Linked DNA regions of Mus musculus: region 1 is linked to region 2. A link is a loop called in an ENCODE intact Hi-C map of the cell type or tissue named here. Cell type or tissue: left cerebral cortex. All regions are shown on one strand. Each heading gives the region's core, and the rest is flanking DNA. Links, peaks and the distances in the headings are about the cores only.

What was found. Peaks named below come from ENCODE experiments on the same cell type or tissue, not always from the same donor. Only the 100,000 strongest peaks of a DNase experiment are listed, where the experiment ranks them.
Region 1: a loop joins it to region 2, with 2.6 times the contacts of the local background. A loop is called at or near these places in 2 of 42 quality-filtered maps.

What each region holds. Positions count from the first base shown.
Region 1 is chr9:63,129,430-63,134,807 of GRCm38, reverse strand. It overlaps Gm25064 (a small nuclear RNA gene), which reads right to left and starts at 1,525; the gene lies at 1,419-1,525. In left cerebral cortex, for the core only: no CTCF peak of the experiment used is centred there; DNase peaks (open chromatin) are centred at 1,329, 1,840 and 2,409; H3K4me3 peaks cover 2,432 bases; H3K27ac peaks cover 1,852 bases.
Region 2 is chr9:63,374,724-63,380,101 of GRCm38, reverse strand. Map2k5 (mitogen-activated protein kinase kinase 5) reads left to right here and starts at 2,200. Exons shown (of 22, transcript NM_011840.3): 1 at 2,200-2,979. The coding sequence starts at 2,845. In left cerebral cortex, for the core only: no CTCF peak of the experiment used is centred there; DNase peaks (open chromatin) are centred at 1,671, 2,152 and 2,854; H3K4me3 peaks cover 2,172 bases; H3K27ac peaks cover 1,752 bases.

The DNA.
Region 1 (5,378 bases), core at 314-5,313, 250 kb after region 2:
GTGGACCTCCCCTCCTCTAGCGCCCACGAAAGGGGACAGAGCAGTGCTCTCTCCAGCCTGGCCTTCTGAGCTTTCTGAAGACACTTGAAAGCAGCCATAAAAACCCACGTTGGAAAGACATCATAAGGTGCCAACGTTGGATGGCTACAGGTGGCCAAAGGGGCAAGAGATTGGCCCAAGTATTTGAGCAAGTTAGAGTAGAGCCAGAAAAGACAATCAGGGCTTTAGATTTTTTTTTTTTTCCTAGCCCTAAGGATTGCATACCCCAACAGAATGCCAGGTCCTGTCCTTAAGATTCAGGGGGTTTCTACTGAGTTCCTATACCACTCCATTCCAACATAAGCGATCCTGCCAGTCCTTCCTGTCGGAGGATGAAGCACCACACTAGTATCCGTAGTGACTTTGATTGACAGCACTCTGGGAGATAATTTAAAACTGTTTATCCAAATGGGACATCTGATTGAAACAGAACTGTTGATACGATTCTAGGCCAGTCTATGCTTTAAAGGAAGGCGGAAAGCCGAGGCGCAAGGAGTCCCACAGATCTTGATTCAGCCACTGTAATCAGGAAGGGGTCATGTCACCTCCACAGACTAAAACAGAAATATATACAGAGTGGTACGCTGCTCTACAGCCAGCGGCGGCATGTGGGGTTCACCTAGTCCACCCTGGTCTTCAGGGCTGATCACAGGTGTCACTGGGGCGAGCCCGGGAACCGCAGGCGTCCCAGGGGCTGCAGAGCCCACGCGCGGGCTCAGGAACCAGGGAAGCACATACCCCATTTTTCTTTGAGGAAGAAATTGGTATGTCAGAAAGCACTGAGTAAATCAGCACAGGAAATTTGAACTTAAGGAGGGTGGTCGTTTCTTCTTCATCTTGATGGTTAAGATTTAAGCATTATTTATGCACTAGTTATTTGGCAATAACTAGTAAATATTGTGCAACCAGGAAATTTTGCTTCCATAGCCAGTGTCTCTTCAAAGGTATCAGACCTAGTTTTAAAGGCTTGCTAGTCTCGCCCAGGTGACTCTACGGCTTTAGCAAAACCATTCCTTAGGGCTAAGGTGAAGAAATAGGTTATTGAGGAGGGGAGAGATGAGCTGGAGCCAGGTGTGGTAGTGCACGCCTGTAATCCCAGCAATGGGGACGTGGAGGCAGGAAGAGCTTAAGTTTGAGGTTATCCTAGACTGTATAGCAAACTCGGGGTCATGGTGGAACCTGTGAGACCTATCTCAAAAATTAAAATAAGTCACAAACTGCAACTGAAGCCCATGGATAAGGCGCATTGCAAAGTGATGGGTCTGCTTATGTCACGCCTCACATTCCTTCCTTGAGTACAATGGTTCGATTTAGTCAAGCAAAAGGTAAAACCGTTGGGGCTGTTTTGGACTTCATGAGGGAAAAAAAAATTAAGTAGGAAAAATATGGAACGCTTCACGAATTTGCGTGTCATCCTTGCGCAGGGGCCATGCTAATCTTCTCTGTATCGTTCCAATTTTAGTATATGTGCTGCCGAAGCGAGCACGAACAGCCCATTTTCTCAGGAAGTATATAAGGACAAAATTTTAAGTTCCTTTTAGATTATGGTGAGAAGTTTCTATATTGTTTTCAAAATCAATGACTCCCCAAAGTAGTACCTTCTAGGTTTTATGTTATATGTTCGAAATTTTTTTATTTAGACTCAGAGTAAGTTCATTTATATTCGAAAACTCTTTTTACATTGTATATGCAAATGAGGGGACGATGGGAAACAGACTTGTTCGGGACTGAGCTGTGCGCAGCCCTGAAGTCACAGTCCGCCACGTGATGCGCGCTGTGCACGCGCCCGACCGCACCGGGATCGCGCCCAGCCGCGCAGGGCCCCGCTGTATCCTAGGGACCAGGCGACGAGCATAGGGCGTAGGTTGCAAGCGGCTCATCTAGCCAGCCCGGCTTCTGAGGCTCTCCACCCACGAATCGGTCGCCGAAGCGGCCTGCTCTAGGTGTATGGGGTGTGAGGGCAATCTTGGCCTTAGTTTCCCCGACTTGTTGGAAACAGCGCCCTACCGTTGCTGGCAGTGGTTGCGGGGGAGTGGGGAGAGGCCACTCTCGCTGCTACTGCGTTTACTAAGGGCCAGGCACTTTAAAGTCCCCGCACCTCGCAGGTTAGGAAACTGAGGCTCTGGCAGGTTAAGCCAAGTGGGCCTGCGCGCCCTGAAAAGAAAGTGAGATTTGGGTGCAAACCTGGTTCAGAGGCCGGTCTCTTCTCCTGCGCAGTAGGACTCCGAAGAAAGAGTCTAACCTTTGCGGGTTAGACTTTACCCCCAAACTCAGACTACTTTGCCTCTTGTCCTTCTTTGCTCTGACAAACCCAGAGCGCCGACTGTCGCCCCCGACTCTTTAAGAGACAGTGAGCAGGGAGCTCCGGTGTCAGCGAGGGACACGCACAAGCACACACTTACACCGCGAAATGACTGTACAGGAGGGGGTCACTGAGCGATCTTTGAATAGTGACTTGATACACAGGCAGCCCTGAGAGGACAGGGACAGAGATTCCCAGGCAAAAGCCACGCAAGTCAGTTCCAGTCACCAGAGTCGGATACCACAAGGGAGGCCACGAGCGAGGCACCAGGGGCCTGGGCGCAGTGCTCGGCCTGCACGCGGTTAGACGGCAGGACCCGTGCACAGCCTAGGCAGAGAAGCCGCTGGCCTGGCTTTTGGAGCTGAGTCCCCACCCCACCCCCTCCTACCTGTTTTCAATAAGATGGAAATCAGGTGCAAGCCGCCCAGCTTCTCACGTGACCTCTCTCTAAATACGCAGTAAGCAACTGCAAAACTCAGAATGCTAATAATGGCCTTTATTGAGTGAAAAGAGCTAATTTGGGCAATGATGTTTCCCTCGGATTTACAAAAGGGAATTGCAAATAACCAAGCCGTAATAGCATTAATGGGAGATGATGCTAAACTTCAATCAGCATCCACGTTTGTTTTTCACGGATTTAGAAGGAGAGTCTTTTCGACACAGTGGCTGCTCACACGTATCACGGTGACAGGTACAGCCGGTGGGTTCATAACTGCCTTATTGTGCAAGCCGGCAGAAAACAGACCTGGATCTTGTTCACCGTTCCTGACTATTTGAAGCCGGAGGTGGTCCGTTTGGTTCTGTTGTCTGCTTTTTTCTTGTCCAGCGGTTATGAAGCCGAGGAATCAGGGTTCTAGTTCCACTCTTTCTGGCTCCGGTCCTGTTTTAGCTTGTAAGAAGCAGGCTACAGAGCACAGTTAACTGCTAATGTCTGGTTCAGCCTTGATGTGCTGCGGTTGTATAACTTAAAGGTTTTCCTGAGAGAATATAATTAGCAAGATGTAAAAATTCCAAGGTGGCTCAGTGGGTAATCAGGCTATGTCTGATGACCTGGGTTTGATCTCTGGGACCCACATGATAGGGAGAGAGAACTGATTCACTAATAAGTTGTCCTCTGACCTCCGTATGTGTGTGCCATGGCACACACCCAACCACACACATATGCAAAATGATAGGTAACAAAATCTTGAGTCCTAATATGACTTTTGTATTCTGTTTACAAAGGTAAAATATGCTGGGCGTCCCTGAGGTGTGCAAACCTCCCACTGCAAATGGATCTGTAGCAGCCATTGTGGACCTTCCCTCAGCCCCCAAGGCCCCATGTGGATGTGGGCGCCTCGGAGTGATTTGTGCCTAGAGCAGAGGTGGGACCAAGTGCAAGGTAATTAGGTCACAGGGCACCACTCGTGAAGATTTATTTATTTATTCCTTTTATTTATATGAGTACACTGTAGCTGTCTTCAGACACACCAGAAGAGGACATCAGATCTCATTACAGAGGGTTGTGAGCCACCATGTGGTTGCTGGGAATTGAACTCAGGATCTCTAAAAGAAAGCAGCCAGTGCTCTTAACGGCTGAGCCATCTCTCTAGCCCTCACCATGTGATTTTTCACATGTAGCCTAAAGGAGGCCAAATGCATCTCTGTGTAGTGATGTAACCAAATACCTTCAGCAAAGACCAAGCAGATGGGGATATCCAGTCACAGATTTTAGCCCTCCAAAATTGTAAGCTGTATAAACCTCTTTTCTGTACAGATTCCCGACCTTGGGTGTTTCGTTATAGTATCAGAAAACAGACTAAGAGAATGGGTAAATGGAAGAGATTAAATGGATAGGGCATGCGGCTGGAGGAGAGCTCACATGATGGAACCCCTTAAGCGGAGAGAGAACCAAGGGATCATGACTTCACAGAGAGTCTCGGTCCCCCAGGGCTTAGGCCCTAGAGCAGAAGTGTGGGTGCTATTGAGGGATGGCTTTGGCCAGCTACAGTGGCAGCAGAGCTCCTATAACCTTCAGAATCATTGGCTTCTCTCCACAATACAGACCTGGGGTGACCTGAATGTAGATAGAATTCCCTGAGTGTCTTGGGCTGTAGAACCCCAAGAGACAAGGTTTGATCACTTGCTCCTGTTGAGAAGAGTTTCCCACCACCTAAGTGAGAGAATGCAGACCGGGTTTGATGATGATGATGATGATGTATTTTGAGACAGAGTCTCTCTACATAGCTCTGGCTGTTCTGGAACTCACTTTGTAGACCAGGCTGACCTCGAACTCAGAAATCGGCCTGCCTCTGCCTCCTGAGTGCTGGGATTAAAGCTGTGGGCCACCACCGCCCGGCTATAAAGCAAAATTTTTTAAAATAAACAAACAAAATAAAACTAAAGAGGAGGAGCCTGAGTCTAAGGGCGGATCTAGCTCTCTCTGCCTAAGTCAGCATATCTGTGTTGTTTTGCAAGGGCACTCCTCCAAACCTTGGCACCCTGGCCTCTGACGTCACTCATCTACCCTGCCATGCTGACAGCGGCATCCGGGTTAGCCACAGCATGAGTCCCAGCAGCCCCTCCGCTGACTGTAGATCACCCGGAAGCAAGCCATTTCCACTTTTCCAGGTGCCAAGCTACTGACTTCTCTTCTAGACTGAAGACATATTTCCTGCCTTTTGGTGTCCAAGTCTGGGGACACTGGGAACGGATAGGTAAGGGCACTGGGAACTCCAGAGAGGTCTGGGCCCTCTCCCAGGGAACAGGAGTAGCTGCCACGCCCCTTACCTGGTGATTGAGACACTTGCCCCCATCAGGAAAGACTCGAAAAACCAGAAAATGAGAGTGCCAAGATGAACCATCACACTGTGTTAATATTTTCACACCACTTAACTCTCATTAAAATGTACTTTGCTGAATTTAATATGTGATTTCAAATGACACAACATATTAAGTGCTTAATATACTAGAAATTATGAAACTATTATAGTCGATGCCATATGAAATAATTAGAGTGAATTAAACTTTAGCAGCCGAGTGAAGGAAAAGCTCTTAC
Region 2 (5,378 bases), core at 147-5,146:
GGGTTTTTGTTTTGTTTTGTTTTGTTTTTTTGAGACAGGATTTTTGTGTGTAGCCCTGGCTGTCCTGGAACTCTCTCTATAGACTATAGACCAGGCTAACCTCGAACTCACAGAGATTTGCCTGAGTCTGCCTCATGGTGCTGGGATTAAAGGCATTTGCCACCACAACTGGTTCATGTGTCAGTTTTCAATGATAAGCAACTTATAAGTAGGGGGGAGGAGGTATATATTTTGCCTCATAAGTTCACAGATTTTAGGCCATGATCTCTAGGCCTGTGGTTAGGCAGACTTCCACACATCAGCGAGTGTGTGGGAAAAGGCAGGAAGTAAAGGTGTTTTCTTCATGGCTGACAAGAAACAGAAGAAGGAAGAAGGGCACTGGTCCCAATAACGTCGTATAATATGCCCCCAAGAACCTATCTTACTCTCACTGACCCAACATTAGATTCTATCGTCTCCTGGCAGTGCCACTGACGGACAAGCAAGGCTTGAGCATATGGGGGACATTTCCAATCCAAACTTTAACCCCCTTTAAGTAGGAAAGAAACAAGCATAAACCTTCTACTACAATTAAAGTACTTTATGGCTACCAAACTACCTCAGTCAGAACTTGTGTGGCTACTTATGTCTACTGTTAAAAAGAAAATACTATGTGCAAAAACTTTAAGATCATAAACATATATCCCTTTAATTTGGACGGTGGTGTTTATATTACTTAACAAAGAGGTACTTTTGAATGTTAATAGTTCTGTGAAACTCTGCTCAAATAATAAAGTCTTAAGATTTCATGCTATGTAAAGGCTACAAAAAGTTGAAATGTGATTATATTTGCTCTTTAGATATTTGGGAAGCTGAGAGACTGCCATTCATATATTTAAAAAAGTGCTTCAGAATATACATGCAAATTTGGCAAATGGTGTTGGTTTTCCCTATGGTACTATGAATTTTTAAAAAGACGTTTTAACAAATCATAGGTTAATAGAAAATCTCTAGTTTTGTAGTTAATTTTCCTTAATAATAGAAATAAAGTTTAGATTAAGAAGTACATGGCAAAATAGTGAATTTTTCTTTAGCACTGAAGAGCAGTTACAAAGGGGTAGTTCCAACAGTACCTGGAGAATCGGTCTACGTGAATTCCTACCTAAGCTATTAAGGAATAATAACTAAAAGATGGTCATTTATCTCCTACAATGGCCTTTCAAATGCAACAGGAAAAAAGCCCAAGTAGAGGAAATTATGCCACAAATTTTGGTATTACATTGAAAATGATCAACATTTAATTGTTCCTCCTCTTACATTAATCACATATCTGTTTATTCCGGGGAAAGTGGACACTGGTCCCACCACCCCACGCACTATGTTTATGCATAATCAGCCCCAAAAGGTAGAGATAATAGCATAATTTAATTACAAATAAAGGGCCTACCTACACGTTGCCATTTGTAAGCAATTCTTTTGTATAGACACATAGATCAACAGGATTATGCACTTTAAAATGTGAGGTAACAAGGCATTTAAAAATAACCAAGGTTTACGGCTACTGCCCTGCTATCACTGACTGCATAAACACTGCAATTTAGCTGAAAATATATGGAACAGACGGGATATTTTTGCAACGGTTGAATAAGATATTATGATGCCAGAAATACAGCTGTCCCCAGGCAGTTAAGCGCTCTCCATTGAGTTTCTTTACTGTTGCTTTTGAGTAGGAGATTGCTTGGTACTGTAGGTCACTGGTTAGGGTAAAGGACCTCACTGAAAAATTCATGCACACTTTGCTAACGTGGGAGAAAAAATAGTGGTATTTTGGAACTGTTAATTGGAAGAAGGGGCATAAAAACATGCTTTTTTTTTTTTTTTTCTTTTTTTAATAAAAAGGTCTTGCCTGGCTCTTGCCGATTTAATGTAACAAACCCGCGGATAGTAAAAGGTATATAACTTGACAAGCTGGTGCTGCCGTCTTGTCCTTCACCGCCTTTTCTGCATGATCAAACCTTAAATTGTTTTACGGACAGCCCCCAGCCGTAGATCCGTGTCTTCCTGGGTTTTCTAGGCTCCTTTACCACTACCTGAAGAGATGGAAGTCAGCCAGTCCTAGCACGAGATCCCTGCTCCGCCCCAGCTGCCCTCTTCCAACATGGCGCCCCAGGAGGCGGGTCCCACATGTCGGCTCCCCGGGTTCCGGCGCCATCGCGTTTTGGTTCCGGAGTAACAGCGGTCTAACGGCCGCCTTCCTCCTCCTCTCGCCGCCACCTCCGCTGCCGGGACGCGGGCCTCAGTCGGACGATCCTGCACGCGCCGCGCCCTCCGGTTCCGGCTGCGGTCCGGGACCCGCCCCTTGACCCCGCGGCCCTGGGCCCCCCTGCCTGGTTGGAGGGCAGGCGCCACCGGTGCACCTCCGAAACAGCCCCGACCCAGCCCGCGGCGCCCGGCCACCGTCCCCTTGCCCACCGAGACACTCAGGACGGCAGGACCCTGGCCACTGTACCTGCCTTAAACCAGGCCGTTGCTCCGCTGTCTCCTCTTACTCACAAGGACTACAGAATGCTTGTGGGTTCTGTTTTGTCCACTTTTGTAACTCCAGGACCTTCCGCTCTCTACTAATTCCTCTTGGCCGGTCCCCCAACAGTGCATCCTCTCCTAGGGACACTCCACACGACCTGGGCCTGGTTTTGGGCCTGCAAGCTCCCTCCTGATCGCTCCTCTTCACTTCTCCCCATCTTCTTGCTCCCTATTTATCGCCTGCCTTCTGTCTATCGTTCCCCTTGTCACTTCTTGGGGCTCCTCCTAAGTAGGGGCAGGTCGGTACCCCTCGCCCCAGGATGTGAGACCCTTTAACCTGTAATGCTGTGGCTGGCCCTTGGCCCCTTCTGTGCCATGGAGAACCAGGTGCTGGTGATTCGGATCAAGATTCCAAATAGTGGCGCGGTGGACTGGACCGTGCACTCCGGGCCGCAGTTACTCTTCAGGGATGTTCTGGTGAGTGGTGACTTTAGTGGCCAAATCCCAGCGTTGGGGATTATGGATCTGGATAGGCAGCATCTTGACCATTGGTGGCCTGAGCTGGCCTCTGGTGGGGTCAACTTACCTGTTTTAACCACAGTCTCGGTTAATTGCACTCACTGAAAACTGGTAAATGTGCAGCGCCCTGGGAAATTGATGTATCCGACTGAACCCCTGCCCTCAGGAAGCTCACAGTCTGGACTGTGACTTACACACCAGTGCAGACAACTGGGATGTAAAGAGTTTTAAAACTGTTTCTTATATTTTTCTCAAGTATTTGGAAAGGATTCCTGCCCTCATTCTAGCCCTGTCACTGCTGAGTTTCCTGAACTTGTGACCTGCTGGGAAAGGGACACCAGGGCAATCTTAGTTTACAATGGTTAAGCAAACCTTAGATGCCACTGAATGGGAGACCTAGACTTAACTATCAATATGGAAAGGATGCTGCCTGTTAGAACTACAGCACATCATTCCGTGACAAACACAGCTCAATTTCAGAGATGTTGAGTGTTCAGGGAAAATTTACATCTTAGAATCAACAGTGCATTGCCTTGGGATGCTTAGAATATATTTCACACAAAATTATGAAGGTTAATGTAGGCTGGCCCTTGAGTCCATATATAATATATACTATAAAACATTATGTATGTGTGTGTTTGTCCTGAATAGAGAGTAAAAGGACCTTCCGAGGACTTGCTCCTGAGGTTGAGAGTCAGTGCCAAAACTATAGCTTCCTTACTTAGTATATGAGTATATGTGTGTGCAGATGTGTGTGCGTGCATGTGGAGATCAGAGATCAGCCTCAGATGTGCTCAGGTGCCATCCACCTTGTTGTTTTGGGATAGGGTTGGCTGGCCAGCAAGCCCTGGGCATTCGCCTGTTTCAGCATTCCCAATGTTAAGATTACAAGCACTCATGCCACCAAGCCTGGGCCACCTGTCAAGCACCCACTTCCTAGGTTTTTTGTTTATTTGTTTGTTTTTGTTTATTTTTTATTTTTATTTTTTAACATGGGTCTAGAGATTAGTCTCAGGCCCTCATGTTTGCATAGGAAACACTTTGCCAGCTGAGCCATCTCCCTGGCCCCCAAATTTACTTTTGTTTCCTGTAGTGTCCCCATATACTTCAGTCCACGTGCATCTTTCTAGTCAGTTGACATTAACAGGGTGACATATATGTATGTCCACAGTAACTCAGCAGGAGAATTTGGTGTACGGGGAAGAATGTTTTAACAGGCAGATGTGCCGTCTGACTTACAGGGACTATAAGAGAACACTGAGTGGTGTCATTTACTGCCTTGGGTTGATAAAAAATGAAATGGTGGTATCTATAATTTCATTTTGAAAGCTAGATGCTCGTACCACCAAGGCCATGCTTGGGTCTAAGCCAAGCATGTGGCACCTTAGGTGAGCTAGCAGCCTCCAGTCTTTGACCCCGAATGGCATCCCTTCTCTGCAGCTGGTGCTCTTCACAATATGCACAGTGCTAGTCTCCTTTCCTCATAAGGCCCCACAGTCCTCCTTGCTGTCCTCAGGCTCATCTTGATTATCCTGGCACCTATGTCCTCTCTTGCCACATCTTCTTGAGCATCCTGTGTCCCAGGTGTACAGAGCTACTGTCAGTACTCCCAGGTACCCAGGCTGTGCCTCCACTTTGCCTTCTTTGTCTGGCTCTCACCCACCCTTCCCTGCCATGCCTCACTCTCCCTGTGTCAGTGTTTGCCAGGTGGCTGCCATGGTAGTCCTATGTCCATCCCTGTGGCAAAGCATGCATTCAGGATGATGTGCTTGTCTATTCTAGAATGTAAACATCTGGAGGAGAGAAAGAGCTCTGTTTCTGTTGCGTCATAGCATCTGAGACTTGAGGAGGGGCCAATGGGTGCTTGCTGTGTGAGCCTGAACTTGGGTACAGTCCGTGGAACCTATGGTAGAACCAACTCCTGAATGCTGTCTTCTGATTTCCACACACATGGCCATGGCATGTATGCATCCGTGTTTACTGTTTATACACCTGCATATATAATAAGTGAAAAAAAAAGAAAAGAATGTATATCTTAAGGACCAGCTGTGTGCAATTTTAAGCTGTGCAGATCACTGGCTTCTTTTTTGGAGCCATGTTGGTGTCTGCCATGTTGCTCAGTCTGCTCTCAAGTTAGCTATTTTAAGAGGGAACCCTGGGACTGCTCTCCTCCTGCCTTTGCTTCCTAAAGCTGGGTGAGCACCGAGTTCTCAGTCCGGCAGTTGGAACTTCACGGCCAGGTGTGCCACTACCTCGGCCAGTTACTGTATGCCTGAGCCTCAGTTTCCTTATTTCTAGTCAGGGACACCTGCACCACGTCGTGTGAAGATTAAACACATAGAAAGTGCTCTATAAGT